Regions from separate parts of the Homo sapiens genome. Here region 2 is linked to region 1. Evidence: read pairs that join two places in POLR2A ChIA-PET (ENCODE). Cell type or tissue: HepG2. All regions are shown on one strand. Each heading gives the region's core, and the rest is flanking DNA. Links, peaks and the distances in the headings are about the cores only. Region 1 overlaps ADPRHL1 (ADP-ribosylhydrolase like 1). Region 2 has its middle 17 kb from the start of GRTP1.

What was found. Peaks named below come from ENCODE experiments on the same cell type or tissue, not always from the same donor. Only the 100,000 strongest peaks of a DNase experiment are listed, where the experiment ranks them.
Region 2: POLR2A ChIA-PET joins it to region 1 with 6 read pairs; 1 of 35 experiments calls an interaction of 5 or more read pairs at or near these places.

What each region holds. Positions count from the first base shown.
Region 1 is chr13:113,436,448-113,439,359 of GRCh38, forward strand. The region is part of intron 2 of ADPRHL1 (ADP-ribosylhydrolase like 1); the gene reads right to left. Among named protein-coding and RNA genes, the nearest start is that of ADPRHL1, 16 kb to the right of the region's middle. In HepG2, for the core only: no CTCF peak of the experiment used is centred there; a DNase peak (open chromatin) is centred at 1,334; H3K4me3 peaks cover 364 bases.
Region 2 is chr13:113,379,822-113,382,733 of GRCh38, forward strand. No RefSeq gene overlaps it. Among named protein-coding and RNA genes, the nearest start is that of GRTP1, 17 kb to the left of the region's middle. In HepG2, for the core only: a CTCF peak has its summit at 387; DNase peaks (open chromatin) are centred at 370 and 1,430; H3K27me3 peaks cover 477 bases.

The sequences.
Region 1 (2,912 bases), core at 141-2,640:
CCAGGTGCAGGGTGAACATAGGTGTACCCCGGGACCCGGCACCCAGGTGTAGAGTGAACACAGGTGTACCCCGGGACCCGGCACCCAGGCGCAGGGTGAACATAGGTGTACCCCGGGACCCGGCACCCAGGTGTAGAGTGAACATAGGTGTACCCCGGGACCCGGCACCCAGGTGCAGGGTGAACATAGGTGTACCCCGGGACCCGGCACCCAGGTGTAGAGTGAACACAGGTGTACCCCGGGACCCAGCACCCAGGTGTAGGGTGAACATAGGTGTACCCCGGGACCCGGCACCCAGGTGCAGGGTGAACATAGGTGTACCCCGGGACCCGGCACCCAGGTGTAGAGTGAACACAGGTGTACCCCGGGACCCGGCACCCAGGCGCAGGGTGAACATAGGTGTACCCCGGGACCCGGCACCCAGGTGTAGAGTGAACATAGGTGTACCCTGTGACCCAGCACCCACACGTAGAGTGAACATAGGTGTACCCCGGGACCCAGCACCCAGGTGTAGAGTGAACATAGGTATACCCCGGGACCCAGCACCCAGGTGTAGAGTGAGCATAGGTGTACCCTGGGACTCGGCACCCAGGCGCAGGGTGAACATAGGTGTACCCCGGGACCCAGCACCCACACGTAGAGTGAACATAGGTGTACCCCGGGACCCAGCACCCACACGTAGAGTGAACACAGGTGTACCCCGGGACCCAGCACCCACACGTAGAGTGAACATAGGTGTACCCCGGGACCCAGCACCCACACGTAGAGTGAACACAGGTGTACCCCGGGACCCGGCACCCACACATAGAGTGAACATAGGTGTACCCCGGGACCCAGCACCCAGGCGCAGGGTGAACACAGGTGTACCCCATGACCCAGCACCCAGGTGTAGAGTGAACATAGGTGTACCCCAGGACCCAGCACCCAGGCGCAGGGTGAACACAGGTGTACCCCGGGACCCAGCACCCAGGTGCAGAGTGAATGCCTCTGTTGACCCTGAAGCCGCCGGTGCCCTCTGCAATCCGTCCTCCTGCCTCTCCCAAGCCCCACTGCTGCGACCGTGCGTGTTACTCGGCGTGTTCCAGGCCCTGTGTAAACAGAATCACGGAGAACGTGCCGTGCTTTCCGCCTGGCTTTTGTCACTCCTTATAACTGCTCTGAGAAGCGCCCACGTTGTTGGGGATCAATAGTGATTCCTTTTTATGGCTGAATAGCTCCCTCTTGCATTGATCTGCCATGGCTGCTCTATCTGCAGACCTGCAGTTTGGGCTGTGTCCAGTCTGGGGCTCTGAGCATGAGGCACCAGATCCTGGTGTGGACAGAGGCTCTCTTCTCTTGGGCGAATGCTGGGGCAGAGCCTCCAGATCACGTGGTGATGAATGTTTAACTTTTTTGTTTGTTTGAGATGGAGTCTTGCTCTGTGGCCCAGGCTGGAGTGCAGCAGCCTAATCTTAGCTCAGTGCACCTCCGCCTGCCAGGTTCAAGCAGTTCTCCTGCCTCAGCCTCCTGAGTAGCTGGGATTACAGGCACACACCACCATGCCTGGCTAGTTTTTGTATTTTTAGCAGAGATGAGGTTTCACCTTGTTGGCCAGGCTGGTCTTGAACTCCTGACCTCAGGTGATCAGCCTGCCTTGGCCTCCCAAAGTGCTGGGATTACAGACATGAGCCACCACGCCTGGCAGAATGTTTAACTTTTAAAGAAACTGCCAAATGGGTTTCCAGAGTCAGAGTGGTAGAACCATTTGATGTCCCTCCAGTAGATCTTCCACAGCCCTGACAGCACTTGCTACATTTTTAAAAATTTTAGCCATTCTGTTAGTTATGTAATGGTATCTCATTGTGGTTTTATTTGCATTTTTCTAATGACGGAAGATGGTGAGCATGATTTTGTGCTTATTGTCCACCCATATATCTTCTTTGGAGAAGTTTTGCCCATGTTTTATTCTTTTAAAAAAATTTTATAGTTGGGCATGGTGGCTTATGCCTGTAATCCCAGCACTTTGGGAGGCCAAGGCAGGCAGATCACCTGAGGTCAGGAGTTCGAGACCAGCCTGGCCAACATAGTGAAACCCCTGTCTCTACTAAAAATACAAAAATTAAGTGGCATGGTGGCACGCACCTGTAGTCCCAGCTACTCTGGAGGCTGAGGCAGGCGAATTGCTTGAACCCAGGAGGTAGAGGTTGCAGTGAGCCGAGATTGTGCCACTGGGTGACAGAGCGAGACTCCATCTCAAAAAAAAAATTTCTTTTTTATAATAGAGATGGCATCTCAGTATGTTGCTCAGGCTGGGCTGGAACTCCTGGGTCCAAGTGATCCTCCTGGCTCAGTCTTCCAACGTGCTGGGATTATAGGTGTGAGCCACCACACCTGGCCCTCTTGTCCATTTTTGTATGGGGTTGCTTGCTTTCTTCTTCTTAAGTTGGAAGAGTTCTTTATGCATTTTGGACTCAAGTCCTTATCAGATATCTGCTTTGCAAATATTTTCTCCCAGCTTTGACTTGCCTTTTCATTCATTAAATAGAGTTTCCTGGAGAGCAGAAAAATGAATTTGGGAAGTATTCCTCTTCTTCAATCTTTTGGAAGAGTTATGTACAATTTATATTATTTATTCCTCAAACATTTGGTAAATACCCTGTGAAGCCATCAGGGACTGAAATTCTCTTTCCTTTTTTTTTTCTTTTTTTGAGACGGAGTCTCACTCTGACTCTGTTGCCCAGGCTGGAGTGCAATGGCACAATCTCAGCTCACTGCAACCTCCGCCTCCCGGGTTCAAGTGATTCTTGTGCCTCAGCCTCCTGAATAGCTGGGACTACAGGTGTGCACCACCACGCCCAGCTAATTTTTGTATTTTTAGTAGAGGAGAGGGCTCACCATTTTGGCCAGGCTGGTCTCGAACTCCTGACCTCAGG
Region 2 (2,912 bases), core at 254-2,753, 57 kb before region 1:
CAAGCATCCTGAGATTTTCTCCAATCCCTCGGTGGCAGGGGATCAGCAAAAACTGAAGTTTGTGGTGCAAAAGTGTGTAAAGCTAGTTACACGCACATTCCCAGGTCCTTCAGGTAGGGCCAAAGCAAATTGTTCAAAATGACCCCAAGGAGCCAAATCAATTAAAAATATGCAATTATTATTTGTACATTAAAAATAAAATTTAATAAAATAATATAAGTATGAAAAACTATGCTCATAGCCACAGATTTGTTTGCGGGAGCCACTTAGGAAAGAATAATTAAACAAGCGGCCCAGAGAGGCGTAAGTCCAGGAGGAGGGTGTTTATTTTTAGAGGCCGTTGACATTTATCAACAACCAGCTCCCGGCAGGTAGGAGCCGCCCCTCACCGCCTGGAGCTGCAGCCTTCAGCTGTGGAGGGAGTGGATGCTGGCTGACCCCTCCCTGCCTCCTGCGGTGGTTCCCCTTCACTCAGCAGGCGTCTCCTCCCTGTCCGTCAGAGATAGGCCCGCATGCTGTCCCCTTCCCCTTTTTAACGTTTGGCAATATCTATATAACATAAAATTGACCATCTTAACCATTTGAAGCTTGCAGTTCAGCGGCATGAAGTGCAGCCAACACCACTGTCCTCTCCAGAACTTTCCATCCTCCCGAAGTGAACTCTGGACCCACTGATCACACACTCCCCACTCCCTTCCCCAGCACCTAGCACCCACCTTCTCATTTATGTCTCAGTGGATTTCACTCCTCTGAGGACCGTGCTAAGGAAAGAAAAGAACTTGCATCTGAGGAAGGCAAATCCTTTCCAATGATCAGGCCCAGAGAAACATTAAAATAGGACTGGGTTAGAGGCGTTTGAACCAGAGCAACACCATCCTGAATGGGAGTTGGGTAAAAGGCTGAGACCTTCTGGACTGCATTCCCAGGAGGTTAGACATTCCAAGTCACAGGATGACATAGGAGGTCAGCACAAGATACAGGTCATAAAGACAGGTTGCAGTAAAGAAGCCGGCTAAACCCTGGCCGGGCGTGGTGGCTCACACCTGTAATCCCAGCACTTTGGGAGGCTGAGGCGGGCGGATCACGAGGTCAGGAGATCGAGACCATCCTGGCTAACACAGTGAAACCCTGTCTCTACTAAAAATACAAAAAAATTAGCCAGGCGTGGTGGCGGGCGCCTGTAGTCCCAGCTACTCGGGAGGCAGACGCAGGAGAATTGCTTGAACCCGGGAGGCGGAGCTTGCAGTGAGCCGAGATCGCGCCACTGTGCCACTGCACTCCAGCCTGGGTGACAGAGCGAAACTCTGTCTCAGAAAAAAAAAAAAAAAAAAAAAAAAAGAAGCTGGCCAAACCCACCAAAACCAAACTGGCGACAAGAGTGACCTCTGGTGACCACAAACCTGACCTCTGGTGACCACAAACCTGACCTCTGATGGTCGGCACTGCTACACTCCCACCAGCTCCGTGACAGTTTACAGATGCCATGGCAACGTCAGGAAGTTGCCCTATATGGTCTAAAAAGGGAGCATGAATAATCCACCCCTTGTTTAGCATATCATCAAGACATCACCATAAAAATGGGCAACCAACCAGCAGCCCTCAGCTGCTCTGCCTATGGAGCAGCCATTCTTTATTTCTTTACTTTCTTTTTTTTTTTTTGAGACAGAGTCTCACTCTGTCACCCAGACAAGAGTGCAGTGGCTCAATCTCAGCTCACTGCAACCTCCACCTCCCAGGTTGAAGCGATTCTCCTGCCTCAGCTTCCCAAGTAGCTGGGACTACAAGCACCCACGACCATGCCCGGCTAATTTTTGTATTTTTAGTACAGATGGGGTTTCACCATATTGGCCAGGCTGGTCTTAAACTCCTGACCTTGTGATCCGCCCACTTCAGCCTCCCAAAGTGCTGGGATTGCAGGCGTGAGCCACCGCGCCCTCCCCTTCGTGTCATTCTTATTTATGCCTCTGCATCCTCATGTTTTAGCTCCCACTTATGAGTGAGAACGTATCATGTTTGGTTTTCCATTCCTGAGTTACTTCACTTAGAATAAGAGTCTCCAATCTCATCCAGGTTGCTGTGAATGCCATTAATTCATTTCTTTCTTTCTTTCTTTCTTTTTTTGAGATGGAGTCTCGCTCTGTCACCAGGCTGGAGTGCAATGGCTCAATCTTGGCTTGCTGCAACCTCTGCCTCCCGGGTTCAAGCGATTCTCCTGCCTCAGCCTCCCAAGTAGCTGGGATTACGGGCACGCACCACCACTCCCAGCTAATTTTTGTATGTTTAGTAGTGACGGGGTTTTCCCATGTTGGCCGGGATGGTCTGGATCTCCTGACCTCGTGATCTGCCCGCCTTGGCCTCCCAAAGTGCTGGGATTACAGGCTTGAGCCACCGTGCCCGGCCAATTCATTTCTTTTTATAGCTGAGTAGTATTCCATCATATATATATATATCACAGTTTCTTTATCCACTCGTTAGTTGATGGGCACATTTGGGCTGGTTCCACATTTTGCAATTGCAAATTGTGCTGCTCTAAACAGGCATGTGCAAGTATCTTTTTTGTATAATGACTTCTTTTCCTCTGGGTAGATACCCAGTAGTCGGATTGCTGGACCAAACAGTTGTTCTACTTTTAGTTCTTTAAGGCATCTCCACACTGTTTTCCATAATGGTTGTGCTAGTTTAGATTCCCACCAGCAGTATAGAAGTGTTCCCTGTTCACCGCATCCATACCAACTTCTATCACTTTTTGATGTTTTGATTATGGCCATTCTTGCAGGAGTAAGGTGGTATTGCATTGTGGTTTTGATTTGCATTCCCCTGATCATTAGTGATGTTGAGCATTTTTCCATATATTTGTTGGCCATTTGTATATCTTCTTTTGAGACTTGTCTATTCATGTCCTTAGCCCACTT